2 separate regions of the Homo sapiens genome follow, and region 2 is linked to region 1. A link is an interaction called in ENCODE POLR2A ChIA-PET data of the cell type or tissue named here. Cell type or tissue: A673. All regions are shown on one strand. Each heading gives the region's core, and the rest is flanking DNA. Links, peaks and the distances in the headings are about the cores only. Region 1 overlaps PARP4 (poly(ADP-ribose) polymerase family member 4). Region 2 overlaps SPATA13 (spermatogenesis associated 13).

Region 1 (15,701 bases), core at 5,571-10,570:
GCTCATGTACTGTGATTTAACCGTATTATAATTCTTTTTTTTTTTTTTTTTTTTTTTTTTGAGACAGAGTCTCACTCTGTCGCCCAGGCTGGAGTGCAGTGGAGTGATCTCGGCTCACTGCAAGCTCCGCCTCCCGGGTTCACGCCGTTCTCCTGCCTCAGCCTCCCGAGTAGCTGGGACTACAGGTGCCTGCCACCCCCGGCTAATTTTTTGTATTTTTTTTTTTAGCAGAGATGGAGTTTCATTGTGTTAGCCAGATGGCGTATTGTAATTCTTTAATGAGAATTTTATAAACAGGCACAGTTTGAGATGCAGAGTTTCCAACAGACTTAACGGAGTTTTTTTCCTTTTAGGTGTAAAAGGAAGAGAATGTCTCCTGGACCTAATTGCCACAATGCTGGTACTACAGTTTATTCGCACCAGGTTGGAAAAAGAGGGAATAGTGTTCAAATCACTGATGAAAATGGATGACGCTTCTATTTCCAGGTGGCTTTAACTATAGTATTATGCAACTTATTTATATTTTCAACTATTTATTTAATAAACCTTAGAAACAGCTATAGGGAATTATCTTACATGTGTACACTATAAGTATGTAGCAAGAGAATTTGTTTGCAGGTGACAGCTTGCCCATAGTCTCCTGTGGCGGGCAGGGCTGATGTATTTGTGCCTTGGGCTGCACAGGAAATGGGCTCAAAGAGTTTCAGTGCAGCTCCCGCTGGAGGCTGGCGCTTCTGGGCTCTGGATGTGGTACTCTTCACTGCAGTCTGCTGATCCTGGGTGCCTCCAGAAGACCCACAATGTGACTGTTGGGCCCAGCCCTGTTCCCAACAATGGCAGGGCCTGGGACAAGAATACAATACAAGTATTTAAAGTTTATAACTTTGTAGTTTATAACAAGTGTTTAAAGGTTATAAATCAAACTAGCAAACTATTAGATTAAATGTGTTCTAATCTCCTCCCTTGGCAAATACAACTTCATAACCACCTGGAAGGCCAGGTTCAAATTCGGCCCTTGGTTGACCCCCAGCACCCTAAGAGGGTTTGCCTGCAAACGTGAATACCCCACCCCACCCATCAAAATGCCATCCAGACCCCATGCCAGTGCCCCCTCACACCAGCCACCTTGTAGCACCAGTGAGATGGCAACACTGTTCAAACTCAGGATGACAGACCAGGGAAGACCCTGGAAGTGGACTCAGGGCCATGTGGTCAGGGATGCTGGAGTTGCAGGGTCTAAAAAGGAGGATATGGGCTCTGGGGTGGGCATATTCTCTTGTCCCTACAGACCCCCCACCCCATGGCAAGAGGGTCAAGACCAGAGTAGGATCCCTCTGAGATATATAGATATAGATATAGATATAGATATAGATATAGATATACACACACACACACACACACACACACATGCACACATGCATACACATATACACATATACATACACATGTAATTGGCTTATGTTCTTTTAAAGGCAAGATAAGGGGAAAACTAATCAAACTAATAATATTATTGCTACGGGGATTTGATAGAGGGGACAAAGATAGAAGCTAGGTTTCTCCTAGTGTGCTTTGTTTTGCAGTTTTGACTTTGGAACTGTGTAAATATTTTACATAATAATGCATAAGATTGATATTTATTTATTTATTTATTGAGACAAAGTCTGGCTCTATCGCCCAGGCTGGAGTGCAGTGGTGCAATCTCAGCTCACTGCAACCTCCGCCTCCTGGGCTCAAGCCATCCTCCCACCTCAGCCTCCTGAGTAACTGGGACTACAGGTGTGCACCACCACGCCCTGCTAATTTTGGTATTTTTGTAAAGAAGGGGCTTTGCCATGTTACCCAGGCAGGTCTGGAACTCCTGAACTCAAGCAATCCTCCCGCGTCAGCCTCCTGAAGTGCTGGGATTACAGACATGAACCACTGTGCCCATCCTGGGAATTAATTTAAGGTGAATTTAAAACATAGTACTGGCCGGGCGCGGTGGCTCACGCCTGTAATCCCAGCACTTTGGGAGGCCGAGGTGGGCAGATCACGAGGTTGGGAGATCGAGACCATCTTGGCTAACATGGTGAAACCCTGTCTCTACTAAAAAAAATACAAAAAAAAAAAAAAATTCGCCAGGTGTGATGGCGGGTGCCTGTAGTCCCAGGTACTGGGGAGGCTGAGGCAGGAGAATGGCGTGAACCTGGGAGGCAGAGCTTGCAGTGAGTCAAGATCGTGCCACTGCACTCCAGCCTGGGTGACAGAGTGAGACTCCGTCTCAAAAAAAAAAAAAAAAGTACATAATTTGACTATATCTCTCTAGTGGGATAGTACCTAAGGATTAAAAAATATTACAAAGAAATCTCACTGGGAGTAGTCATGGTGTTAATAATACTTTTGATTTGTTATTTTGGAAGGTAGATATTAATATTGTTAGAAACTAATATGTATAAAATCAAAGAAGTTAAACAAAACCCCTTGATTTCTAAACTTGAATTAGATCAGAGAATAGAGGAACATGTTACTTGACACCATGGAAATGCAGTCAGCGAAGTCTGGAATGTGGGGAAATAAATGGCAAGAGAAAAATAAATGGCAATAGAAAAAAAAGGTTGAGGAGCAGAACCTGTAAATAAACCTTTAGAGACATATCAACCAAAAGCAAGGGTAGACCTTGTTTAGGTCCTGATACAAACAAAACCCACTGCATTTAAAAAAATGAGATAGGAAAAATTAAACACTACCTGGATATTTTATGATATTAAAGAAATATTGATAATTATTTTTTAAGTGTCATGATTAAGAAAAAGTTCTCAAACACAAAACAGGTGTTCAGGAAGTTCTGGGCTAGGCAAATTGGCTCATGCCTATAATCCAAGCACTTTAGGAGGCTGAGACGGGAGGGTCACTTGAGCCCACCAAGATCAAGCCCAGAAGTTTAAGACCAGCCTAGGTAACCAATGAGACTGCCATCTCTACAAAAAACTTTTTGTAATTACCCAGGCATTGCTGGGCACGGTGGCTCACACCTGTAATCCCAGCACTTTGGGAGGCCAAGGCAGGAGGATTGCATCCAGGAGTTCAAGACCAGCCTTGACCACATAGCAAGACCCTGTCTCCACAAAAAAATTTAAAATTACCCGAGTGTGGTAGTGTGTGACTACTCAGGAAGCTGAGGTCGGGGGGATTGCTTGAGCCCAGGAGGTTGAGGCTGCAGTGAGTTGTGATCGTGCCACTGCACTCCAGCCTGGGCAACAAAGCGAGACCCTGTCTGAAAAAAAAAGAAAATCATAATTTACTATATGTAATTTATACTTCCATTTTTTAAAAAGCAATACCTTCTCATTAGTTTGCCAAGAAAGATGAGAATTTATTTTGTTTTTCTATTTTGGGAGTTTTCTTTTTTTTTGTTTTGTTTTTATTTATTTATTTATTTTTTGAGGCCAGATCTCGTTCTGTCACCCAGGCTGGCGTGCAGTGGCACGATCTCGGCTCACTGCAACCTCCACCTCCCAGTTTCAAGCAATTCTCGTGCCTCAGCCTCCTGAGTAGCTGGAATTAGAGGTGTGCACAGCTAATTTTTATATTTGTGGTAGAGATGAGGTTTCGCCATGTTGGCCAGGCTGGTCTCGAACTCTGGCCTCAAGTGATCTGCCTGCATTGGCCTCTCAAAGTTCTGGGATTACAGGAGTGAGCCACTACACTAGCCTATTTTTTGTATTTTATTTTAAAATAAACCAGTGCCACTTGCCAAGAGGATTAATTAAATAAATATCAAAGAAAAAACACTTTGAACAGCTAGGAGGTGGGACTAAAAAATTAGTATTGACTTAATAGGCACATCCAAAGACGCATTTATTCTATTTAGATCATTGCCAATTATTAATATTATAGCTGTTAAAACAAGTATAAACTTTGAACCTGCTTTTGAACTGTAATATCATAAAGTAAAGATTTTCAAAATTGATCAAGTATATTCCAGCATATTGCTCTTACTCCATTACTGCTACTGTGCTAGCAAAATGGTTTGTTGGCACTTGAGTACATAAGACAAACAATTTTAGGCCAGACACGGTGACTCACAGCTGTAATTCCAGCACTTTGGGAGGTTGAGGCGGACAGATCACAAGGTTAAGAGATTGAGACCATCCTGGCCAAGATGGTGAAACCCCGTCTCTACTAAAAATACAAAAACTAGCTGGGTGTGGTGGCACGTGTCTGTAATCCCAGCTACACAGGAGGCTGAGGCAGGAGAATCACTTGAACCAAGGAGTCAGAGGTTGCAGTGAACCGAGATCGTGTCCCTGCACTCCAGCCTGGCGACACAGTGAGACTCCATCTAAAAAAAAAAATTAAATATTTTTTATTTCCTGTTTATTGCATATTTGAAACTTTGTTCTATATTTTCTATTTCAGGATGTACATAACATTGATGCAAGAGCACATTATATGGGGGTGTAGGCACAAGATTTTCTTGCTAGCGGAATGTGAACCAAAAAGTGTAGAGGCCAATCAGTAAAAATATTCAAAGCCAGTTTTGTTGTTTTCAGCAGTTAGTAACTATCAGTAGATGAATATTTACTAGGAAACATTGGTCTTTTAACCACTTTGGGCATGCTTCTTATTTAGTATGTTCATCATGATTTAGTATCATGACATTCAGCGAACATTTATTGAGTGCCTACTGTGCACTAGGGACTAGTAAGCATGTTAAGTTTGTAAGCTTTGTTGATTTCCACCACAAACCCATAGGACCTCAGGTTATTCTCATAATTGAGGAAACTGAGATTCCCAGTGTTGAATGAAAGCCACACAGTATCACATGGCCAATATCATGTGATTGCAGAGTCAGGACTCAAACCCAGCTCTTAACCACCACGCTATACTGACGGCCCTTTCCCAGTTCACAGGGAAAATTCAGGAACAGGGAGAGAATTTTCAAAATATTAAGTTTCCCCATAGAATTTTCTGAAGAACTTTGGTATATGTTGCCCCTTGTTCACTAACAAGTTCTAGCAGATGACAGAACAAATGAGGAAGTAGCTAATTAATATTAATGAACAACCTCAGAATTTTTCTGAGTGTTGAATAGACTTGAATATTCAACAGTCTCAAATATTTGACACCATTTAGTGGACACAGACTTGACTCGATATGCTTATTCTACCAAGTTGTTCCTGGTTTACGTGACACAACTGAATGTATGCCAGTTTCATGGGGGACTCTCAGATATTCTGAAGGTACCTAATCAAGTCAGTACAGTGGGAAGGAGAGAGAAACAGAAGCCTCATTTGTGAAATAGTACTTGAGTTTGTGCGTGAAGAATGGATAGGATTTAGACTGAGAAGCGTGGAAAGGGGACAACCATAAACAACTGTAGAGCGGCTGGAACGTGAGCTGTGCTGCAGGCAGCAGGGATGCCTGGAGGCACGTGGAAGCCAGGAGGTGGCGGGCACAGGGCACTTGACAATGCAGTGCATAAGCTCAAGGTCAGACGGGCAGAAGAACTTCCGTAAGATGCCAAGGAAAACTGCTTTTATTAAATATCTTAATTTTTGGCAGAATCATTTTGTCTGATATAATGTGATGGGTTTAGTACCACATTACATTTCACATGTTATATTCTGAAATCTGAAACTTTTTTTTTTAATCTAGGAATATTCCCTGGGCTTTTGAGGCAATAAAGCAAGCAAGTGAATGGGTAAGAAGAACTGAAGGACAGTACCCATCTATCTGCCCACGGCTTGAACTGGGGAACGACTGGGACTCTGCCACCAAGCAGTTGCTGGGACTCCAGCCCATAAGCACTGTGTCCCCTCTTCATAGAGTCCTCCATTACAGTCAAGGCTAAGTCAAATGAAACTGAATTTTAAACTTTTTGCATGCTTCTATGTAGAAAATAATCAAATGATAATAGATACTTATAATGAAACTTCATTAAGGTTTCATTCAGTGTAGCAATTACTGTCTTTAAAAATTAAGTGGAAGAAGAATTACTTTAATCAACTAACAAGCAATAATAAAATGAAACTTAAAATATTTCAGTTTTCTGTGTCTCATTTTTTTTGTTGATTTTTTTATGTATTTTTTTTTTTTTTTTTTTTTTTTGAGACAAAGTTTTGCTCTTGTTGCCCAGACTGGAGTGCAATGACGTGATCTCAGCTCACTGCAACCTCTGCCTCCTTGGTGCAAGCAATTCTCCTGCCTCAGCCTCCCGAGTAACTAGGATTATAGGCACCTGCCACCATGCCCTGCTAATTTTTTATATTTTTAGTAGAGATGGGATTTCACCAGGTTGCCCAGGCTGGTCTCGAACTCCTGACCTCAGGTGTTCCACCCGCCTCGGCCTCCCAAATTGCTGGGATTACAGGTGTGAGCCACTGTGCCCGGCCTGTTGTTGTTGTTTTAGAGATGGTCTCAATCTGTCTCCCAGGCTGGAGTGTGGTGGTGCGATCATACCTCACTGCAGCCTCAAACTCCTGGGCTCAAGGGATAGTCCTGCCTCAGCCTCCCAATTAATTGAGACTACAGGCATGTGCCACCACACCCAGCTAATTTTGGGGTGTACTTTTTGTAGAGATGGGGTCTTGCTCTGCTGCCTAGGCTTGTCTTGAATTTCTGACCTCAAGCGATCCTCCCACCTCAGCCTCTGAATGTGTTGGGATTACAGGCATAAGCCTCTGCACCCAGCCGGTGTTTCAGAGTTTTAAGGTGATGAGAGATGCTTCTGGATAGTCCTGGGAGCCTGTGTCCTTCTCACATTCAGGAGTCCAGTGGAAAGCTGGCTCAGCTGGACTGAGCAATCTGAGAAGAAACATGATCTTTTGTAGGGGATCTGTCAGGGTGGTGGGAGAAATTATAAAAATTAAGTTGTAGGAAACAGACACAAAACTTCTTGGAAGGCCAGGAGGTTTGCATAGCTTCAGTAAAAGATTTGGCTGAAGGCAGCTGAATTCTCTTAAAAGCTCAGGGCGTAGATACATAGGAATGTAGAGGAGTTTATCTAAATGGCTTGTTTACTCATGTGGTCCTAAGATCAACCTTTGATAATCTGCAGGCACGTGACTGCCGTCTACTTGGGAGGTCAGCAATGTTAATTACCCTCTAGTGGTGTTTACTTAAGACCTTTGTCCTTAAATCTGTACTGAATAAATGCCTGGAGCCCCAGCCTGTCAGGGCCACAGCTGCTGACTCTTTACAGCACCCTCCTCAGTGTCTGGGAGCTGCCGGTCCCCTAGCCTGCTGTTTCATGGGATACCTGTGTCTGAGTGCATTTCTTCATCCGTCACACGGCCAGGGTATGGAGGTTGGACCCAGCAAGTTACTGACACAGTTTGAAAATTACACAGGATTGGTCGTTGAGTTGGATATTTTAGTCAACATTTATTAAGCCCGTGCCTCAGCAGTAGTTGACTTTTGTCTAAAGGGAAAGAAAGAAATTCTAGTTTTCCCAAACGTCCAAGGCTCCATCCAAAACATGCTGAATCAAGATTTCCAGAAGAAAATCCTGGCAACTTGGATATTTAATAGGTGTTCCAGGTTATCAAGCATATTTGAACACAGTGGCCCAGGTGCTGTATCTCAAAGTGTGAGTCTGTGGACTGGCATTGTCTCCCTCACTCAGGAGCTCATCAAGACAGGCAGAATCTCTGGTCCTGTTCGAGGCTATTGAATCAGAAGCTGCATTTTATTTAGCAAGGCCCCCAGGCGACTCCTGTGCACATTTATAGTTGAAGGGCTAGTGGACTGTGGTGACAGGAACATATTTGGTGCGTGCAGGGCCTTGTTCTAAGAACCCATGATGCTTGGGCACAGTGGAGCATCTCATCAGTCCAATTGTTGGGCGAAAAGCTGAGGCAACACTTGCTAGTCTGACATAATATAAAGAGTCTTGGAACATGTCCTGGGTCCAGAGTTTGAAACCTCTTGTGGCCTATGGAACACCAAGCTCTGTACTTAAGAGTGGAAGGCTGCCCTGCCGCACTACAACCTAAGCCCAGGGCATAAAACCCCTCGTGGCTTGGATGGAATCCAGGGCTCAGGGCATAAAACCCTTCGTGGCCTCTGGAATGTGTCCAGACTTGCTGGCTCCTTGCTTCTTGCTCTCCCAGGATCATAAATTGATTGTATCTTCAAAACAAATAACCCCATTAAAAATGGGCAAAAGATATAAACGTACACATCTCAAAAGAAGACATACCAGTGGCCAACAAACATATGAAAACATAGAACTACCATTTGACATTGCAATCCCATTACTGGGTATACATCCAAAGGAAAGTAAGTTCTACCAAAAGGACACATGCACTGTATGCTCTTCTCAGCACCATTGACAATAGGAAAGACATAGAATCAACCTAGGTGCCCATCAATGGTGGACTGGATAAAGAAAATGTGGTACATATACACCATGGAATACTACACACTCATAAAAAAATTAAAATCACGGCTGGGCGCAGTGGCTCACGCCTATAATCCCAGCACTTTGGGAGGCGGAGGCGGGTGGGTCACCTGAGGTCAGGAGTTCAAGAGCAGCCTGGCCAACATAGTGAAACTCCATCTCTACTAAAAATACAAAAATTACCCAGGCATGGTGGCAAGCACTTGTAATCCCAGCTACTTGGGAGGCTGAGGCAGGAGAATCGCTTGAACCTGGGAGGTGGAGTTTGCACTGAGCCAAGATCATGCCATTGCACTCCAGCCTGGGCAACAAGAGTGAAACTCCATCTCAAAAAAAAGAAAAAAGAAAAGAAATTATGTCCTTTGCAGTATCATGGATGCAGCTGGAAGTCATTATCCTGAGAAAATTAATGCAGAAACAAAAAACCAAATACCATATGCTCTCACTCATAAGTGAAAGCTAAACAATGGGTGCTCATGGATATCAAGGTGGCAATAATGGACCCTGGGGAGTTCTAGAGGGGGCACAGCAGAAAAGGGCACAGGTTGAAAAACTAACTATTGGGTCCTGTGCTCAGTACATGGGTGATGCGATCACTCACACCCCAAACCTCAGCATCACACAATATTACCAATAAACCTGCATATGTACTTCCAAATCTAAAAGTTAAATTATACCAAAAATCTAAGCTCAAAAAGAATAAAAGTCTTTTGCCCATTAAAAAACATAATAAAAGAATACGAATCATCCTATATCAGAAATCTATGTTAATGCAATTTATCATATTCATCAATTAAAGAAGACACACCTTACAATTATCTCAATTAGTGTAGGAAAAAGCATTCACTAAAATTCAGCCTGCACCTGTGACTTTAAAAATTAACAACAACTAGGAAACTTCCTTAACTCAACAAAGAGAATCTACCCAAATACCTACCAGGAACATCATATTAATGACATAATATTGACAGCATTTTCTTCAAAGCCTGGAATTAAACAAAAATGTCCTCTCTTCTTTGCTTCCATTTAACAATATACTACAGAGCCTAAACAGTGTAGAAAGTCAGTATAGTAAGTAAGTCTACAGAATAGCTCCTTAATCTAATGAGAGAGTTTAGGAAGATTTCTAGATGCAGGCTCAACATAAACAAAAAATAATAGCTAAGTCAAGGATGCGGTTGAAATCTTTACAGTAATTACTAAAAACAGAAAATGAGTATATGACTTTGAAGGTAATGATAGAGGGTGAGAAGGAAAGAATTACATTATTAAAATTCAATCAAACAAAAGTAGAACATCAGTAGGAATATAGAAGGGTTAAATAAAATAATTAACAAATAGATGTACATAGAACACTGTTCTCAACAATGCATAATACATGTTCTTTTCAAATGTACAGAAAACATTTGACAGTATTGACCATATTCTGGGCCGTAAAGCAAGTCTAAACAAATTTCAAAGAACTAAAAGAAAAAAATACATAGTATGTTCTGTGTCCACAACACAATATAATCAGAAATCAAAAATTTAAAAACAAAATTCTCATATGTTTGGAAATAAGGAAGTATACTTCTACATAACTCATGGGTCAAAAAAAAAAAAACAAGCACAGTCAAAATTGGAAAATAGTTTGAACTAAGTAAAATAAAAACAATACAAATAAAAATTTATGGAATGAAGCTAAAGCAATTCTTAGAGGAAAACTTGTAGCCTTAAATGGTAAATAGAAAAGAGAGTGGTTGACACTCTAAGAATTATCCATGTCAAGAAGTCAGGAAAAGAACAAATTAACCCAAGGACTACAGAAGAAAATACTAAATATCATAGTAATTGATGAAATAAAAAATAGAGACCACCAGTAAGGCCAAAAATTTGGTACTTTTAAAAGACTAGTAAAATTGATAAATCCCTGGTGAGACTAATCAAAAGAAAAAAGGGGAGAAGGCACCAAGAAAGCAATGTCAGGAATAAAAAAGGGAACACCTCTGTAGACATTAAAATGGTAAAATGATATTGTGAACAATTTGATGTCAAGACATTTGCAAAGTTAGATTAAATGGACAAATGCTGGGAAAACTATAATCTACCAAAATTGGCAAAAGAAATAAAATTATAAAAACATTCTATATATGGAATTGAGCCATAATTTAAAGACTTCTCTCCAGAGAAAACTCTAGGCCAATGTGCGTTCACTGGTGAATTTCACTTTACACTTAAGAAGGAAAAAAATCAGCATGCATAAATTTACCCAGAGAAGAAAAATAGAGAAAATGAAATGTAACTCATTTTATGAAGCCAAAATTTGAAAAAACTGTGAGAAAGGAAAATTATAACCACTCTCCCAGATGACATGAATTTGAAAATCCTAAACAAAATATTAACAAACAGAATCTGGCAATTTAATAATAAAATTATTTAATAATTATTTAACAAAATAATAAAGCACAACTAAATTACATTTATTCCAGGAATATGTTGGTTTACCACTTAATCAATGTAATTAACCACATCATCTCAAAGATTCAGAAAAATCTTTAAAAATTCAACATCCACTCATGATTTAAAAAAAAAAAAACTCTTAGCAAACTAATTTCTTTTTTCTTTTTGTTTGTTTTGTTTTTTGAGACAGAGTTTCACTCTGTCATCCACGCTGGAGAGCACTGTGCAATCTTGGCTCACTGCAACCTCTGCCTCCTGGGTTCAAGTGAATCTCATGCCTCAGCTGGAGTAGCTGGGATTACAGGCATGTGCCACCACACCTGGCAAATTTTTGTATTTTTTAGTAGAGACAGGGTTTCACCATGTTGCCCAGGCTGGTCTCGAACTCCTGGCCTCAAGTGATCTGCCCATCCTGGGCCTCTGAAAGTACTGGGATTACAGGTGTAAGCCATGGTGCCCAGCCAAGAAATTTCTTAATCTGATAAATGGTAGCTCACACACACACACACACACACACACACACACACACACTCGTAAAGCAATTGGGGAGATGTTGAAAGCCTTTCCCTGGAGAATGGAACTATATGTTGATGGCTGCTATTGCCACTTCTAATTCTACACTGTACTGAAGGTTCTAGCCAGTGCTAGGGGAGAGAAATGACTGAAATGGAAAAAATACAATTTACTATTTTTATATGATGTAATCATGTACCATAAAATCCAAAAGAATCTATAGATAAATTAGTAGAACTAATAAGTGAGTTTAGGCTGGGCATGGTGGCTCAGGCCTGCAGTCCTAGCACTTTGGGAGGCAGAGGCTGAGGCTGGCAGATCACTTGAGCCCAGGAGTTTGAGACCAACCTGGGCAACATAGCGAAACCCAATCTGTACAAAAAAATAAAAAAAATCACCTGGGCATGGTGGCACCTGCCTGCAGTCCTAGCTACTCAAGAGGCTGATATAGGAGGATCACCTGAGCCCAGGGAGGTTGAGGCTGTAGTGAGCTGTGATCATGCCACTGCACTCCAGCCTGGGTGACAGAAAGAGACCCTACCTCAAAAAAAAAAAAATGAGTTTAGGAAAGTTGCTAATTGCAAGATTAATAAATAAAATGAGCTGTATTTAAAACAACAAAAAACATTTAGAAAATATTTTTAAAGGGATATCATTTAAATAACCATAAAATATCAAATATCTAGGAATAAATCTCACCAAAAATATGCAAGCTTTCTATACAGAAAACGAGAAAGCATTGTAAAGAGAAACTGAAGAGGACCTAACTAAATGAGAGAATACCTCTGTTCATGGGTGGGATGAGTCAATGTTGTAAAGATTCAATTCTCCCCAGTCTATAAATTCAATGCAATTCCAAACAAATTTCTATCCGGTGTGTGTAATTTGACTAGTTGATTTCCAAATTTATATGGAAAAGTAGGTGACCTAAAACACCCAAACAATTGTGAAGAAAAAGAAAAAGATGATTATACTCACATGACTGGAAATGAGGACGTATTAGAAAGCAACAGTAAAATAGTTGTGCTATTGGCACAAAGATGAAAAATCAATGAACAGAATAGAAAGGTCAGAAACAGATTCATGTTCTTCAGGGTAGTAAAGAAATGAAAATCTTCTCAACCAGTGTGCTGGAATGACTGGATAGCCATACATGGAAAAAGATGAAACCTGATGCCTTCCTCACATCGCACACATAAATCAATTTTAAAAGGAATGAACCTTCTAGAAGAAAATATAGTAGTAAAATGTCCTTTAAACTCAAGGAGAATTGTCTTAATCAGGACACAAAAATACAAACTTTATAAAGGGAAAGCATGATACCTATGATGGTAAGACAACTAAGAACTTCTGTTAACCAGAAGATACTCCTGAGAGAGAGAAAAGGCAAATCACAGAGCAGAAAAGCTTTCTTGAAATACATTTATGACCAATAACAAAACTGAAATCAGAATACATAAAGAACTCCTACAATCAGGAGAAAAAAGATGAATAATCCAGGAGAAAAATGGTTAAGAAAATTAAAAAGTTACTTTACATAAAGGATATCCAAATACTTAATAATCTTAAGAAAACTTCCTCAATCTTATTCGTAATTATAGAAATGCAAATGATCACCACCATAAGATGCCATCACACAAACACCCAAAGGCTAAAAATAAAAATACTCAGAACTGCAAATATTGGGGAAGATATGGAATGCTTGAAGTGTACAATACCAGTGGAGTAAAAATTGGTACAACTGTTTTAGAAAACAGGTGACATTATCAAGTAAAGTTCAAGATTCATTACCCTAAGACAGAACAATTTTAGTCTGAGGTATACACTCAACAAAAATGTGGCCACAGGTGCAACAAGAAACGTGTATTTTTAAAAGCAGTATTATTGGGCTGCGCCGGGTGGCTCATGCCTGTAATCCCAGCACTATGGGAGGCAGAGGCAGGCGCATCACTTGAGGTCAGGAGTTCGAGACCAGCCTGGACTACATGGCAAAACCTCATCTCTACTAAAAATACAAAATTAGCTGGGTGTGGTGGTGGACGCCTGTAATCCCAGCTACTCAGGAGGCTCAGGCATGAGAATTGCTTGAACCCAGGAGGCAGAGGTTGCAATGAACTGAGATGGTGCCACTGCACTCCAGCCTGGGTGACAAAGGGACACTTTATCTCAAAAAAAAAAAAAAAGCAGCATTATTTCTCACAGTAAAAATTGGAAACAACTCAAATGTAATAGAAAAAAAGAGATTCCATTTTCAGTCACAATTTGTGTAGGAATGAATTTTTGAAAAGATGTGCAAAGACATGATAAAAAAGTATAAAATATTATTAAAGAATGAACAAGATGGTTCACATGTACAACTCAATATCGCAAAGTTGTCAGTTCTCTCAAGTTAATCTATAAATTCAATGTAGTTCCAATAAAAATCCTACAAGTGTTTTATTATGGCACTTCACAAAATGATTTTAAAATTGAATGTCATAATAAAGTTCCAAGAAGAGCAAGACAATTCTGCCTTTATCAAACTATATTATAAAGCTACAATAATTACAAAAGTGTGGTAGAGAGAACTTAGAAACAGTTTTGAATATTTATAGGAACTTGGTATATTACTGAGAGGGACTACAAATTAATGGAGAACAAATTAGCATGCAATTGATGGTGTTAGGACAATTGGCTATCCATATGAAAAAAAATACTTCCCCCCCAACTTCCAGTTAGATTAAAGACCCAAATACTAAAAATGGAACTTGAATATTTTTTAAGAAATGTGGAATATCTTTACTACATCAGTATAAGGGTGAATTTCATAAACATGACAGAAAAGCATGAAATACATACACACACATAGATGAACAAATTTTACTACATTCAAAATTACAAACTTCTCTCCAGACATGAAGGCTCATGCCTGTAATCCCAGCACTTTGGGAAGCCGAGGTTGGTGGATCACTTGAGTACTTGAGTCCAGGAGTTCGAGACCAGTCTGGGAAACACAGTGAGACCCTGTCTCTATAAAAAATACAAAAATTAGCCAGGCATGGTGACGCTCGCCTGTAGTCCCACTTACTCAGAGGGGCTGAGATGGGAGGATCGCTTGAGCCCTGGGAGGTTCAGGCTGCAATGAGCCGAGATCGTGCCACTGCACTCCAGCCTGAGTGACAGAGCGAGATCATGTCTCAAAACAAAACAAAAATTTACAAACTTTTGTACAACAAAATAAATCACAATCAAATTTAAAAGGCAACATGTGGGGAGAATATAATTGCAATACTAAGAAAAATTGACATTCAGATTCTTTAAAGAACTCCTATAAATCAATATAAAATATTTTTACCATCATGATAACCTGCAGGCAGCAACCAACCAGAAGACAGCAAGACTAATATGAATGAACACATAAAAAAGAGGCTGCTCTGGTACATACCAGCTGAATATTAGCCCTCTAAACAACCTTTAACAAAATCATCAAAATATTATGTGAACACAGAATAATGTAAACCCCCTCTCAGCAAAAAAGAAAAAAATCAAATTTGAAATGAATGTTTTCCTTCAAGCAAGGAATTAGCATTAGTTAATAGAAAACTGATGCTAACTTCTTGAATAATAACATTTTAGGTTGGGCAATGTGAAATGGCCATTTTTAAAGCAAAAGATGGTTAAAAACTGGCAATTTCAAAGGATTCAACCTCTATATTCTTAATTTAACTATGGTATTGTAAATTGCCAGTTTATACACAATATTCCAACCTGTAGAGCTAAACACAGAACCTGTATATTAACTAATATACAGCTAAACACAGAACCTGTGTATTAACTAATGGACTTGAAACTAGTCAATAAGACTAAAACTTGATTTTACTGAATTATGTAAGTCAGTTTACAGTGCTATGTTTTCCTGGAATTTGATATAAAAATTGATTTAGAGCCCACTAAAAATGTAATTATTTGTGTTTGTCAAAATTTGTGAAATATGCTTAGATGATTATTTAAAGCCTAAACCTGAATGAGAGAAAACCTAATTGAACTTAAATTGGTTGGATTTACAATGGCTTTTTCCCCCATTTTAACCCCACCAATGTCAACTTCTTTGTATCATTACACTACAAAAATTCCAGTATAATTTTTGAAATAGCATCTCTGTTGGCTCACTTAATCTAAAAGGTTCTCACAAAGTTTAAGAACAACCTTAAATATTACTGGAACAAAAACAGACATCTAGACCAATGGAACAGAATAGAAAGCCCAGAATAAGTCCATGCATTTATACTCAGCTGAGTACAAAGGTGCCAAGAATCCAAGATGGGGAAAGGACAGTCTCTTCAATAAACAGTACTGGGGAAACTGAATATCCACTTGCGGAAGAATG
Region 2 (15,701 bases), core at 6,060-11,059, 130 kb after region 1:
ATGTGCGTGACCTTGTGGCTAACACCATCAGCACTTGGGGGAGGGGAGCAGAGGGGCCCCAGGCAGGCAAGGAGGTCCACCACCCTCCAGCAGCCCCTCTGAAGGTTTCCTATGCCCACATTCCAATGGAAGCAAACACTGACGCACATTCAAAACCAAACACAGGCCACCTTCACCTGGCCCCTGTTCTGGACCTGCCCTTGAGTTCTAACTTCTACTGTTCTCCTTGCTCCAAGCTGGTCACAGGCTGACAACTTGGGGTATGCTCCCATTTTCAGGAGAATACTGATAAGCATTAAGGGGACAAAGCCTTCTCCATAACTTACCTTTTGACTTTCCATGTCCTGCCTTTTGAGCATTTAACATGGCAAGTTTCTTCTGGTTTTCTGAAATTTCCATTCCTGCATTTAGAAATAAATGTGATATATATTCAGAACACGTGGACATGTTTCAGAGCAAAACTTGTATCACAGCCCATATCAGCATTGAGGTTATCACCACAACCTGAGACAGAGAACCTTAATCCTCAAAGAACGTGGACAGGTTGAAGATCAGAAAAGGGGAAGTCACAAGGATTATCGCCAAGGTGGCCATGTGATTGTCCTGCAAACCCGGACAGTTTGGAGAGTGAAATGGGGTGGTGCTCATGAGAATGCAGAATGTCTGTGTGAAGCCCGACGCTCCCGGGCAAATATTCCCACAGGGTCATCCCAATTATAACCTAAAGGATGAGGCCCCAGAAGGAGAGGACAGAGCAAAGGGTCCCAGGGCGTGTTCACCCATACGCTATGAGAGCTTTGCACGTTAGCAGTTCCACCCTGAACAAAGGTACCACGTGAGTAGCAGGTAGCGGATTCTGTACCCCAGCTGTGTGTAGTGTGTGCCCTGAGCATTCCCTCACTGTAAAGTCCAGTAGCACAGTGACAGTGTACGTGTGCAGTGTGTGAACTGGGTGAAACAAGAGTCACTGGAAAGACAAGATGAGGCAACCCTTGGCTTCGCAGGGTGTGGGGAAGGAGAAGGAAGGACAGAGCTGAATGGCCAGGGCTGGGTGCTGGGGCCCTGCCTTCTCCCGCGGGAAGCCTTCCTCCTGTAGGCAGGTACTCGCTCCAGCTTGGCAGAGCTGACCCAGGCCCTGTGTCTGCTAGCTTGCACTGCCTGGCTCGCTCCCGAGGCTCCCTCTCTACCTCTGCCCACTCTGCTCCCCTGGCCCTGATTCCTTCACATGCCCAACATCTGTCCCAGACTGTCCTGACGTCAGGCTCAGGCTCTGTACGCTGGCCACCGGGCTGTCCCTGCCTCCAAGGCCCTCCGTGTCCATTCTCTCTGATCTGCTACCTGAAGCTTCTACCCACACACATGCATCAAGTACGAGGGCTGCCAAAATATTCGAGGCAAGGAATGCATCCAGTTTTATCCCACACGTGCCAGTTCACAGACTTACTGGCTCAGGAGTGCCTCAGTCATGCACTTGCATCTCTGAGCACTGGCCACAGGGAGCATTACATGGCAAAGGGCACCACATCGGGCCCCTCCTTTCCTTCCTATTGAGAGACACTGTTGAAAGCACATAGGATGCCCCCACTAAATAGTGCCGTCTTTGGGAATCCAAACACTCTGACTTACAGATGACTTCAGGGCCTGCGCTAGACAACGTCATATGACGACTAAAACTAAGATTTTGTGGCTCTGTCATTTTGCATTTTAGTAACTGTCATCTTCAAATGAATTCTGGGCACGAGTGATTAGCCCTATTCCAATGGGGCCCCAGAGTCTGCACCAATAATCTATGGCTGTTGCTGGGAATCAGATTTCCTCTTAGTGTAAAGGACACCCTGACACTTGGTGTAAGGGGCTGCCTGTGATGTGGGGAGCTCTGTATCTTGGAGTGGCCCAAGTCCAGGCCAATGTCTACCCATTGAGTGTTTCCAAGTCGATCCCTGCTTCCGTTTTAGCCTGACCAACTTGTAAATCCCTCCAACTCTACTGCAGAATCTCACAAAACCTCCTGTGGGTGAGACCAAATTCTGTAGCCAAGCTTAGAGCCAGTGGCTGGGGAGGACAGAAAAAGCACCTCCTGGTTTTTAGTCCTGCTGTCCTCATGGCAGTGGGCAAGGATGGGGAGGGGCGTATGCTGGCTCCCCTCCGTCCTGGACCATGACTTTTGAGGGCTGGGCTCACTTGGGCTGCAGAGATGAATATCCTTCACTGTGGCTCCCTGACTTCCATTCAACAGATTGTGCTCAAAACCCTAAAGAGCTTGGGAGGCAATGAAATAGAGGCTCAGAGACTGTGGGTGCTGCCATCATTAATGCCAGGCATGGCAGCTTCAGTCTCAGGGGCCACACTGCACCTCCAGGTCAGCAGAAGCTGGGAAGACAAACCAAAGAAGTACAAATGTAACACTGGGTGTGAAGTACCATCGCCTTAACTGCAATGGACGATGCGGCATCCTGAGTTTCATAGGGAGAGATGGGAAGCATGAGGGCAGGCTGCTGGGTGTGGATCAACTGTGGCAGTGAAGAACACTGAAGGTATTGCACAGGCACAGCCAAAGGGGAGGCCTCCAGAATCACGTGATACTTCTGATAGCCTGGGTGATGGTCACCATAGTGGGGTTCCATCTCTGGGGTCACACTGAACTGGTTTTATTATTTATTCTTCATACCCTGCATGTGGCATCCAAAGTGCTGGATTTAAATGTTATGTGGCCACAGTGCAAGAGTGGGCCAGTTCCATAAGCCTCAATTTTCTCATCTGTAAATTGGGTATAATAACAGCAACCACTTCATAGGGATTCAATGAGACAATCTCTATAAATGGGCCACAGAATGTCTGGCACAAGGTAAATACTGAATAAATGTTGCCGGTAGTAACTACATCTGACATGGTCTGTCTTGTAAGTGCATTCAGAAGTATTTAGGGTTTGCAGATCCCTTGTCCTTTCCCCATGGTGGGATTCAGCTCTGAGGGAGAAGGCTGGGCAGAGCAGGCCCATGGGAGTGGAGAATGAAGCTATTACAGCAAGCAGAGGCACAGGTGCCTGCAGAGCCAAGGGCTGCTCACCCATCTCCTTGTCCTCTTGCACCCGCCTCCTTTCATCTGCACAGGCCTGCAGCCACCTCGCCTTGTCTTCTTGTTTTTTGGCACAAAACAAATAAACCTCGTCTGTGGTCCTACTGACGAGCTTGAAGGCATTTTTCACGCTGAGGTTGCAGTCCTTGTCGCGCCCATCCCCCAGGTCCACAAGCTCCATCTCATCCATGTCCAGCCGGCCCTTGTAGTACAGCATGTCCCTGCGCAGCAGGTCCTTCTTGCAGGACACCAGCTGGTGGTCAAACAGGAAGAACGTCCGCTGCTGGCTTTTGCCTTGCTTAGTGATTTTGGTCAGCTCCCCAGAATGAATCAATTCTGAGCTTCGGTCTAAGATATCCAGTCCCTGGAAGGATGAAAACACATCTTAAGACCTTCCAATTCTACCACAGCTGTAGTCCTAGCTACTTAAGAAGCCAAGGTGGGAGGATCGTTGAGGCCAAGAGTTTGAGACCAGCCTGGGCAACACAGCAAGACCCCATCTCCACATAAAATTTTAAAAATTAGCCAGGCATGGTGGCACACACCTGTAGTCCTAGCTACTTAGGAGGCTGAAGCGGGAGGATCCCCTGAGCCCAGGAGTTTGAGGCTGTAGTGAATGGTGATCACGCCAGTACACTCCAGCCTGAGGGGCAGAGCAAGACCCTTCTCTCTAAACAACAACAACAACAAACAAACAAACAACAACAACAACAAAAACAAACTCCCAATTTGGATTCCTTCAGGTGTTAGGATATGGAAGAGACTCCTAACACAGAATCTTTCTCAGACTTTCTAGGTACCTGAGGCTGCCTACCACCTGTCCCCATTCACAGGTGGGCAGGGCCTCAAAGGTTATTTGTAATAAACCTGGATTTATTGGTCTCCTGGTGCCTGAAATTTCTTCCTTTTCTTTTTTTTTTCCTGCTTACTAGAAAAATGTGACAGTGCCTCTGTGTTAGCTGAGGGGTCTTCCTAGCCTGAAGCCTCTGGTAAGAGGCATGCTGAATTAATGGAACCCAGTCAAGATCTGAAACAGCAGCTGACCCAAACGGAGCCTCCAAGAGTGAGAGCACGCAGGCTTACATGGGAGAAAGCATTCATGCAGGGGACACAGTATCGTGATTATGGACCTGACATTATTTGCGTTGAGTATATGGCAGCTCCCTGGAATTGCAACTTGTTCAGGGTCATAGAAACAAAAGGCCAGACGATAAATTGTCAGCAAGAAATTAACTTCTGACAAATTATCCCCTAAATGTCAGCGTCCAAAATCAAAAAGAAAAACACACTTTTATTATATTTAGGTTGAATCTAATCCAATGTTACTTTATGGTATTTGGTATGACAATGGCCTTTGTTAAATAAGATTTGATTCTCCCTTAATCCCAGTCACACACAATATTTTTTGGAGGCAAAAGAGCCTGACTCCAAAATAGTTCTTCTATTTACTTGCTCAGAGCAATTCCGTGCCCTAGATTCTTCACTGATGAAATAAAAGAGTTGGACTCAGTGTTCTCAGAGATCCTGCCCAAACTCCAGAAGTCTATAAGGCCCTTGAAATGTATGTGTTTCTCTCCAATTTTCACCACCTATAGCCTATTTCAGTTAAAAACCTAACTTCTTGCTCCAAACTTTCTCAGTCCTCTGGGAGAGTGAGTTCTGACCAATTAATAGATGTAAAATCAATGTAGCTTGGTCTAAAAACAATCTGAATGGCATCTGCTTGTTGTTCTTAATTTAATGGCGGTAGAGCACAGTGATCACCAGCACGGACTTTGAAGCCAGGGTGCCTGCTTGGGTTTGAATCCAGCTCTGCTACTTTTGAGCTGTGTGGTCTTGGGCAAGTTATTTAACCTTTCTGTGCTTCAGTTTTCCCATCTGTTAAATGGGTATAATAATAGTGCTTACTTCATAGGATGGTGTAGAGGATTAAATGAGTTCATATATGTACAAATGGCTCAGATCAGTGCCATTCAGACATGTGGTAAACACATACAGGTGCTATTGTCACTGTTTTTATGAATACAGAGAGAGAGAGAGAGAGAGAGAGAGAGAGTGAGAATTTGTTGGACCATTATTACAGGCATTGTATTTGTGGTCTTTCCTTTTTTTTTTGAGACGGAGTCTTGCTCTGTCACCCAGACTAGAGTGCAGGGGCACGATCACGGCTCACTGCAGCCTCAACCTCCTAGGCTCAAGTGATCCTTTCAACTCAGCCTCCCGAGTAGCCAGGAATACATGTGTATGCCACCATGCCTGGCTGATTTTTTTTACTTTTTGTAGAGATGGGGTCTTGCCATGTTGCCCAGGCTAGTCTCAAACTCCTGGGCTCAAGCGATTCTCACACTTTGGCCTCCCAAAGTGCTGGGATTACAGGTGTGAGCCACTGTGCCTGGCCTGTACTGTTTTATAAAATGCTCACGGTAGCCTATGAGGTAGGTAATATTTTCCTCCCCAATTTATAAGATAAAAAAATTAATCTTGGCCAGATCATACAGGATTCACATGTGGGCAGGGACTCCAGAGTCCCCCATACTTCTACTACTATGTTATGTGGCTGCAACTGAAATGCCCTCTACTGTTCCCACGGTACTCCCTCTACGAGGAGAGAGAGAGGCTCAGCAATAAATTAACTGCAGATACTCTTCAGATTTTATTTCTTATGGGAGTGGGGTATAAAGTAGTCGACTGTTAAATTCAACAGTATGCCTCGAAATACATTTACCATTAATGGTATATGTACCATTAAAGCCAAGAATATAAGATATTGACCACAGGATATTAAAGTGCATCTGCACCAGATCAAAGGTGCGGGAAGGGCGAGTGGCATGGGATCATGTGGGGTGCTTTCCACTTACCTCCCAGCCCACGATAGACACCTGCCAGCGAGCTATCTTGTCGATGCTCTCCAGCTTGCGCTTGCGCTCGTTGATCAGACAGGCCACATTCTTCATGGCCTCATATGCTGCCTTTATGTTGCTGTAATCACTGCAAGATGGGAGGTTAATTTTAATCACATAACATGCACCTTACAAATGAGGACTGGCAAAATAATCCACTGGGGCGCTTCTTCGTATACGAATGCTCTAGACAAAGTGACATTTACGTCATTAGCCACTGTTTCCCTTTTTCTTGTTCCCTTGTGAATAGACTACAGTCTGCCATAGATTAAGGGAGCTGACCCAGTGCAATTCAGAATTCTTTGGAATAAAAATGTTTTCACTCATTTCCCAGAAATTACAATGAATGACAGTAAATGCCACAAATAAGTAAGTTTTAGTCACGGTGACAATGGGTGACTTTCATTAATACAGAAAGAACAGTCTTTATTATGGCTCTGATTCTCATATAACCACTCTTGCTACATAAAGTACTTTAAAAATCACTAACCATTTTCAACAGTGACTATTTGCTCTGAGTCTTCATCTTTTATGCTGTTCGGGAAAGGACAGGAGAGGACAGGCACCTGAAGTGGTGAGTTACGGAAATGCCAGTATGGCATTCGCCTCACCAACAGATCTTCCTTTCTGGTGCTTTCCGTCCACCACAGTCACGTCAAGCTAAAATGTTCTCCCCAGGAGGGCCCCGCTCCCAAGCCCGCTAAAACTGTAGGCACCGGAAAAGCAGAAACTACAGTTTTAATCTACACACAGGCTAGCACAGAGCATGTCCAGTATCTGCAAGCTTCCCATTCAGGTTTTGCTCAGCGTTAATAATGCGGGGCCATGGAGACCAACCATCCAGCTAATGAGCTATATTTTCCGCTTTCCCGTGGCAACTTACAGCACAGACAGGGCCACTCCATCACAGCTGGAATGAATTAGAATCCTCCTGCGCAGCCATGGGAAAGCCTTGAAAGCAGATTCTATTGTCTATTTACCAAACACAATTCATCCCAGCTCCTGTGAAGTCCCCAGACACTGCCCACCAAGCAGACCCTGCTGTCTTCAGAGACGCCCATTCACACCCAGAAGTGGCGCAGAGAGCAGGAGCAAGAATGACACCAGGGACTGCCAAAATAATGGGCACAGAGCCCCCAAAGAGGCCTCCAGCAATGAAGAAAGGGTCGCAAAATAAGTTTTTCTGGACAAAACTAAATTGTAATGGTTTTTTTAAAAGAATTTTTGCTTTGTTTTACTTAAGACAAGGAAATGGACTTTCTGTCATGTCAACTAATTTTTATTTTGAAAAAACCAAAATCTGCAAATGCTCTTGGTGAAAAATGCCCTTAAAGGAAGAAAATCAACTACTGAAGAGTGAGGTGTGGACTTCTGGACCCAGCTTTCCCATCTCGGAATGTACTAAGCTGCCTGCCCACGTCTTTCAAGAAGTCTTTGCTTCTTAATTTTCTTATTAATTGTCTTTGGCTCTGACTCCTCATCATGCCATCAGGACATTTTCTTAAAAGTGTCTTTGAAAATCTGTAGAAGGTATTTACAACTATAATTTTTTTTCTTCAATTTTGTGGCTCTCTTGACTTCCCTGTTTTTTTTTTTCCACTGAACTTTTCTGATTTCTCCATCAGAAAAAGAAAAAAATATATAGCTCTCTCTTCTTTTATCTATTTCAATGAACTCCTTTTTCTAATTCCTTTAGTCCTAACTCTTTAGCTAACACCCATATCTAGTGTCTATTGTTCAGTGATCTGCTCTTATTCTTTACTTTCCAATCTAATTGTAAGAAGGCTCTCCCCACACCCTCGCCTTTTTTTTTTTTTTTTTTTTTTTTTTTGAGACAAAGTCTCACTCTGTCACCCAGGCTGGAGTGCAATGGTGCGATCTCGGCTCATTGCAACCTCCGCCTCCTGGGTTCAAGCGATTTTCGTGCCTCAGCCTCCCAATTAGCTAGGATTACAGGTGCCCGCCACCATGCCCAGCTAATTTTTGCATTTTAGTAGAGATGGGATTTCACCATTTGGCCAGGCTGGTCTCAAACTCCTGACCTCATGTGATCCACCCGTTTCGGCCTCCCAAAATGGTGGGATTACAGACGTGAGCCATGGCGCCCGGCCAGAAGTTTCCTTTTTTAAGTCTGTCTCTCCACAGGAGTTCAGAGGCAGAGAGGACAAAATAATGATTCACTCTCCACTCCCTGCAGGAAGATATTTAGCTGCTGAAACCCAGAACTGTTGTGGTTTGCCATAGAAATTTCCTCCTGGTACAATCCCTTCCCTCTTCCTCTTCTCATTAGGACCCTTTGAGATGACCCTCTCCAGAGCTGCAGGTGCAGTTAAAGACTTTGTGTCAGGGGCATGGACCCTGTTTCGATTCTCATCTAAAAGAGTCAGCTTTAGCCTAGACCCCTGCGCCCCTGGGTAGCCTGGCTTGGAGCCTGGCACATAGCAGTTGCCCTATGACTATCCTGTCCCTGCTGGCCAGGTGAGAACTCAGAATTAGCCAAGCACTGCTACCTTGAGGTACCCAACAGCTGGGCTGTGCTGTGATGACATTTTCCCATGGCATGGAAAATGGGCATGCACATTCCAATGCTGAATGGGTGACATGCCTAATGTATAACCACACAAAGGCTTCTGTGCATGCACGAAATGATGGTTGGCTATTAAGGAAACAAAGGGTAACTTTTGGCTCCCCCAGAAGAGATCATATAGCTAGGGAACAAGGGCGTGAGAAGAATCCAGAAACAACCAAGGCAGATAATAAAGACAGAGAGAGGCCGGGCGCGGTGGCTCACGCCTGTAATCCCAGCACTTTGGGAGGCCGAGGCGGGTGGATCATGAGGTCAGGAGATCGAGACCATCCTGGCTAACAAGGTGAAACCCCGTCTCTACTAAAAATACAAAAAATTAGCCGGGCGCGGTGGCGGGCGCCTGTAGTCCCAGCTACTCGGGAGGCTGAGGCAGGAGAATGGCGTGAACCCGGGAAGCGGAGCTTGCAGTGAGCCGAGATTGCGCCACTGCAGTCCGCAGTCCGGCCTGGGCGACAGAACGAGACTCCGTCTCAAAAAAAAAAATAAAAAAATAAAAAAATAAAGACAGAGAGAGAGTGTATTTTGTTGCTTGTTGTTCAGGAGAAGCCGAGATCCAAACAACAGAAGTGTGAGTAACAAGAAGAGCTTAGTCAGGCACCAAGGAAGCTCGAAGGGAGATGCAGCATTCAGGTAAGCATGGAAGGAAGCCCTGTGCTCCCAGCAGGAGGGAACAGGGAGAAGACCAGAGAGTCGGCACCCCGGTGGGTAGGGAACGGCTCAGGGCCCAGCAGGTGCCCAATGCCCTGGTCTTCTCAGCTGCCCCATATGGGTTTGCACCCCTGACAATCCACACCCTTTTACAGTTCAAGCTTGTGTGTGCCCTCACCCCTTCTAAATAGAGAAGGGGTTGCTAAATAGAGACTGCTTAACAACAAGTAACTTTAGGTAAGCCACTAGTAAGTAATGTTTCTGCCATAAAGAATCCTGCTCTGAGCCGAGCTGCTGTACGTCAACCTCAAGGGTACAGGAGAGAACCAGAGTTATGGCTTTCCATTCACACTGGTCTGTTTCCCTCAGAAACCGTCTTTACTAACTACTGAGTACTCAAAGACATGTTTATAAAATACAGGTAAGCAACATAACAATACAACAAAAGCCGCCATGCACTCGTGGCACAGCTCACGAATGGCCCTTGTGTCTTCATAGCTCTAGGACTGGATATCCTGGAGGCTCTTCAACCACTCTATTTCAATAGTTAATTGCACACATTCTAAACAACCTGAAAACTTCTCCCATGGAGCTCCCAAAGTGTTAAGGCTGACACTGAAGCCCACCTATCACTGCCTGGAGTTAAGAGCTGCCTACGGGTAATGGCAGCAGTGCTCTCACCTGTGCCCCTTACCCATGCCCCTCACCCGTGTTCCTGTGTGGTATACTTGAGCAGCTCGGCCAGCTGCAGCGGGTATTTGCAGATCTTCTGCACTGGTGTGAGCAGGAACCCGTCGATGGCGATGTCAATCATCTGCTGCAGCAGGCGGCAGGCTTCAAAGAAATGTCTGTACTTGCCCTGCTTCATGAGGTTGGCGAGCTCCAGGCAGGCGCCCGGGTGGTTGTTGCAGTACTCGGAATAGATGGCAAAGCCCTCTTGCTGGGAAGGAAAAGTACAGCTTCGTCAGCTTCTGGGGTGCCTCTGGGACATGACAAAGACAGGCATCATCCCAGCCCTCTCTAAGGGACACTCCTAGAAAGGAGGAAGATGGACTACTGCAAGAAGGACAGGGCATGAAATCCGCTGGCACCCAAGCTGCCCTGCCATGGTTTCCGCAAGCGTTATCTGGCCGGCGAGAAGGGGTGCTTCAGCAGGCTCCTGAGGGGGTTGGGGATGAGGCTGCCCTGGAACTCAGCACCCTGGTCTCTTTCTAGCCTGCCTCACGCTCATCCTGGAAGGTGGGGAGCAGGGCCTCTAACGTCCCCCTCCCACAAATTTTTTCAACTCGCTGAAAACCATGTATGCAGTTTTAATCGTTGCTTATTCTTTGTGGTTTACAACTAGTCTTGTCAGGTTTTCCTCAAAAATGCCCATTTCAACATACCTCTCTTCCCAATTCTCTGCCGTCACCCTGGCTGGGCCCGCCAAGACCCCTTCCCTGGTGGCAGCAGTACTCCCCTGTCCTCACTGTGAGACTTACCTTCCTCATGCCACCACCTGGCCTCCAGCCTGTCCTAAGCTGGCTCCTGCAGGAACCTTCTGCACAGGCCACACAAGGAGGCCTGTGACAATGTCCCAGATATGCCCACGTCACACATGGGGCCCAGCCTCCAGCTGACTAACTTAACACAAAAACATTATGCCCAGCCACTTAAAATCTATCTGCCCCAGAGGACTCTAGACAGCTACTGAGCCCAGCACCCAGGAAGTGAAGGTGTGGTGAGGCTGTCATTGTTATTATTATTACTCTTACTGTTCCCTAGCTATTTGGGCTGGGACTAAAATCTTCCTCTGAAATCCTTTAGCGGTTAAGTAGTAATAGTCAATCATAAGTTAAAAAATGATAAATGCATGTTATCACAGGAAGGTTCTGAGGCAGTTACAGTATCACAACCATGCGTCCTGGAGCCGCATGCCCGGGTCTGCCTTCACAGATGCCTCTTACTGGTATGTGGTCTTGGGTTACTTACTCTCTGGGCCTTAGTTTCCTCATCTAGAAAGTGAGAGATAATCATATCTACCTCATAGCAATACACAAGCTAATATAAGAAAACCCTGGAAACAGTGCCTGAAATGTAATAGACACTTCCTGGATATTATTAGGAAGGACTCCATAGTTCTTATGGCATAACCCTTAGAAATTTTTAAAAAGTAATTACTCCAAATGTAACCCCCTAATTCCAGACTACATAAAAGGATTTTGAAAAAATGAATTTGGGACATTTAGACAAGATTAACTATACAGATTTTGTTTATATGATAAGCATATAAGATAGAAGAAACATCTCCTTTCTATGGAAGATTCATCTAGCAAACAAACAATAAAACAAAAGAGACTCCTGTTTTCTGTGGAGATGCACTTCAAAATTATGTAAGCAGATGTTATTAATAATGAAGTAAAGGGTGACGCACATTTTGAAGAAAGCAAGATCCTATTTCACTTAAGTGAGGTTCCTCTTTGTTGTACTGTTTCTCAAGGTCTTTCAGAAACTTTCTTTGGAATTTGTAAATATCTTCAATGTTTCCAAAAATAGTGGCTAGCTGCGCAACGGTGAACATTCCTGTGTGCTTGCGGCACTGTCGGATATAGCCCTGCAAAATACAGAAGTAATACTTTTTATTTGGAAATCCAAATAAATTATTTGAATAGTACAGCTTTTGTAGGCCTAAAGCCATGAACTTGGAATGAATTTTAATTAAAAAGACTCTATGAGTCTCTGATGAGGTCATCGTACTTCCATGACTGCAATTTGCCATAGGTGTTTTAAAATAAAAAGAAAGCAAAAAGGCTCATGCGGTTGGATTTAGGATCCAATAAACCATATAATGTTTCCAGAAACAAGTTTCAAATACCAGAGCTCAAAAATTGGTGTCGTCACGTGTTTTTCCAAACTCTTCAGGTAATCATTCTCCCAACCCTAATTCCATTTCACAGCCCAGGAGACTTGTCAAATGCAGAATGTCACTGCTTGCTGAATAGCCCATGCAGCTCTGTGCACTGTTCATCAGGGCAAGGATTCCTCTTACCCAAGGATTCCACCAGCACCGCCTTTCTATGGACAGCATCAATCTGTGGGTCTTTAATCTGAGGCTTGCACTAATTATCTATGTGCAACACCATGGCTATACTATGGCTTAGGTAGGAGCTAGTGGGATAAGAAGAAAAGGCTGTACATACATGTAACAGCTAACTCAAAAAGAGTTATCATGACATTCAGTAGAATAAACTGACCATGGAGTAAAACACATACCAATGACTACTTGGTATGAATTTTAACAGGAAAACAATATAATGTAATAGTTCAGAAAAGGATAGGTTCTGGGGCAGACTGCCTGGGTTTAAATCCAATCCCACCACTTAACTTCTCTGTGCCTTTGTTTCCCCATCTGCAATGGGGGCTAACAGGACCTGCTCAGGGGGAATGCTGTGGTAGCTGAGTTAATCCAGGTGAGGGGTGACAAACAGTCAATGCTCAATAATCATGGGCACTTCCTCTTATTTCCCTAAATGGCACTGCAGACCTGCTTCTTTCGCCACACACTCATACAGAACGAGATGGCTGGCACAAAGAAGCTAAACACTGGCATGTCCACACAGCTGGCTAATCCGATTAGAGAACGGGCAGTTCTCTGACTTCAACCTGTCTTCAGCACTGAATGGTCAGCGTTGAACTGATAGTGCAGATATCAGCATTTACAGCTAGGAGAGCCGTAATGAGCAGACAGGGCGAACAGCAGTGTAGTGTGATGCTCGTACACAATCCATAGAAGCACAAAATACCACAGGAAGACAAAACCTTTCAGGTGCACCTCTACTAATGACAAGTTCTCTGAAATCAGGATAAAACTATAAAATAAAATTTGTTGCCAAGTAGAATAGCATGACAATAGAATATAGCCTTTCATATGACCAATATAAAACCAGCATTTTTTCCCATCTGTGTCTAAATGACTCAGGATCTCATCTGTCAGTTGGTGATTAGATGCAGCGGGGTTGCAGATAGTGACAAACCTTTGACTCTTTGTAAAATCAAGTGAGGGTGTTGCCTTCTATGAAAGCCATTCTTTTCAAATAATCTCAGGAATTAGGTCCTGATAGAGATAGTTGCAGAGTGCACTTAAGAGAGGGGCCGGGCACACTGGCTCACGCCTCTAATCCCAGCACTTTGAGAAATCAAGGCAGGAAAAGTGCTTCAGTCCATGAGTTCGTGACCAGCCTCGGCAACGCAGTGAGACCCTATCTCTATATAAAATTTAGAAAATTAGCTGGGTGTGGTGATGCATGCCTGTAGCCCTAGCTACTCGGGGGGCTGAGGAGGGAGGACTGCTTAAAGCCCAGGAGTTTGAGGCTGCAGTGAGCTATGACCACGCCACTGTACTCCAGTCTGCATGACAGAGCAAGACCCTATCTCTAAGAAAAGCCTTGTCTCTGAAAAGAGACCCTGACTCTAAAAAACCTCCACCAACAGCTAGGACAGCCGCAGCACTCAGACTTAGCAGTGCAGACAGCAGAGGCGGAGAAATGAGCATACATGTGGGAGCCTGATGGGGGGGCGGGGGGTGGAGGTGGGGAGAAAGCCCAGGCACCTCATGCAGCCTCATACTGTGACCCTCAGTGAGGTCCCAGCCTGGCGTCCCACCTCACAGATGTCCCTGAGGTGTTTGATGTACACCCGCTCGGTGTCCATGATCTCCCGGATGACGTTGGTCCGCATCTGCTGCTTGTTCTCACAGTGTCTGTGGCGGCTCTGGCTGGCCTCCTCGTCCTGCTCCTCACTGGGGGTGCTGCTGGAGTTTTCCGACAGCTCTTCCTGATTCACTCGCAACTGCAACCCACATACAGGGGACAGGTGACTTGGGGCAGGGGAGGGCAGCATGGAGCAGAGGCAGGAGACCTCCCAGGTTCCTACTTTCCTGTGACCTGTTAGGAAGGCAGCCTGGCCCTCGCCTGAGTCTCATGGCCTCAGCAGGGCTGCGGCTATGCCAGCAGGCACGAGGACCACAGAGAAACACCGAGCAACTCGCTTGCCTGCCTTTAACATTTTTGCTCCGACCCAGCCTAATTTCTTACAGGTGTGACTTGCATGTCAGATATCAATTACAAAAGAGCTGACCTGATAAAAGGCGAGTTCTGACCTGAAAGGATCCTGCAGCTCCCCCAGGTACTTTGGAAAAGCTGCAAGCACCCCACACTTACTCTGACGAAGCTCGCGGGGAACCAGGCTTCCTTATCTTCACTGCGGCCCCACCACCAGTCCTTGTTGGAGGCTTCCAGAACCTGGATGACATCCCCGGCTTTGAAGCCCAGTTCCTGGTCATCCATGGTCACATGGTCCCACAGGGCTTCTGCGCAGACCACGTTGCCATCACTGATCAGCTGAAAGGAGACAGTGGGGTGCGCTCAGCATAGAGCACGAGTGGGCGGGATGGTGAGGGAGCCACTAGGTGCACTCTCTCAGGGTGACACTGGTATCCTCTCACTTGGATATGCTGGTGGCATTTGGTCCACACTGACTATGTGACTGGTTACACAAAGAGAACCCAGGAGAACAGACTAAGAAAAAACAAAGTCAGGAGGACATCTCTACCTGCTTTTAAAGAAAGCGCTTAAACTGGGCGTGGTGACTCACACCTGTAATCCCAGCACTTTGGGAGGCCAAGGCGGGTGGATCACCTGAGGTCAAGAATTCAAGACCAGCCCAACCAAGATGGTGAAACCCCATCTCTACTAAAAATACAAAAATTAGCCAGGCGTGGTGGTGGGCTCCTGTAATCCCAGCTACTCGGGAGGCTGAGGCTGGAGAATCACTTGAACTCAGGTGGTGGAGGTTGCAGTGAGCGGAGATCGTGCCATTGCACTCCAGTCTGGGAACAAGAGCAAAACTCTGTCTCAAAAAAAAAAAAAAAAAAGCCAGATGTGGTGGCACATGTCTGTAATCCCAGCTACTTGGGAGGCTGAGGCAGGAGAATTGCTTGAACCTGGAAGGCGGAGGTGCAGTGAGCCGAGATTACATCACTGCACTCCAGCCTGGGCAACAAGAGCAAAATGCAAGAAAAAAGGGAGGGAGGGAGGGAGGAAGGCAGGCAGGCAGGCAGGCCCCTTTTTAAAAAAGTACTAGCTGCTCACTTAGCAGCAGGTCAGTTATCTAGCAAACTTGAATTCTGAAATATTTGCTCCAAAAATGGTTTCTGGCAGCCGTACTAGATGTCACAGAGCCAAGCCTACTAAAGTTATGCACATATGCTATTGGAAGTCCCTCACATCTCCCTCCAGTGTGGATCATTCATACTTTATTCACAATTCGAGTAAGTTTTGCATCTAACTTTACACTTTACAGCAATTGAAGAGAACATAGCATGATCTTGAGATCGTTAACAATTAAAAAGTCAGGAACAGATGTGGCTCCTCCATCCCCTGGCCACGGGAGCAGGTGATTTTGCCCATCTCCTTAGCGCCCAACGATACACATCACTGGCCATCTCAGTAAAG

Evidence for each region. Peaks named below come from ENCODE experiments on the same cell type or tissue, not always from the same donor. Only the 100,000 strongest peaks of a DNase experiment are listed, where the experiment ranks them.
Region 2: POLR2A ChIA-PET joins it to region 1 with 5 read pairs; 3 of 35 experiments call an interaction of 5 or more read pairs at or near these places.

What each region holds. Positions count from the first base shown.
Region 1 is chr13:24,411,251-24,426,951 of GRCh38, reverse strand. It overlaps PARP4 (poly(ADP-ribose) polymerase family member 4), which reads left to right. Exons shown (of 34, transcript NM_006437.4): 33 at 354-486; 34 at 5,638-6,021. The coding sequence ends at 5,833. Among named protein-coding and RNA genes, the nearest start is that of LINC00566, 88 kb to the right of the region's middle. RefSeq lists an enhancer at 6,834-7,339. In A673, for the core only: no CTCF peak of the experiment used is centred there; no DNase peak of the experiment used is centred there.
Region 2 is chr13:24,285,101-24,300,801 of GRCh38, reverse strand. It overlaps SPATA13 (spermatogenesis associated 13), which reads right to left. Exons shown (of 13, transcript NM_001166271.3): 6 at 14,409-14,588; 7 at 13,852-14,037; 8 at 11,624-11,803; 9 at 9,918-10,150; 10 at 5,934-6,063; 11 at 3,067-3,439; 12 at 327-401. Among named protein-coding and RNA genes, the nearest start is that of C1QTNF9, 17 kb to the left of the region's middle. In A673, for the core only: no CTCF peak of the experiment used is centred there; DNase peaks (open chromatin) are centred at 6,881 and 8,111; H3K4me3 peaks cover 1,783 bases; H3K27ac peaks cover 3,306 bases.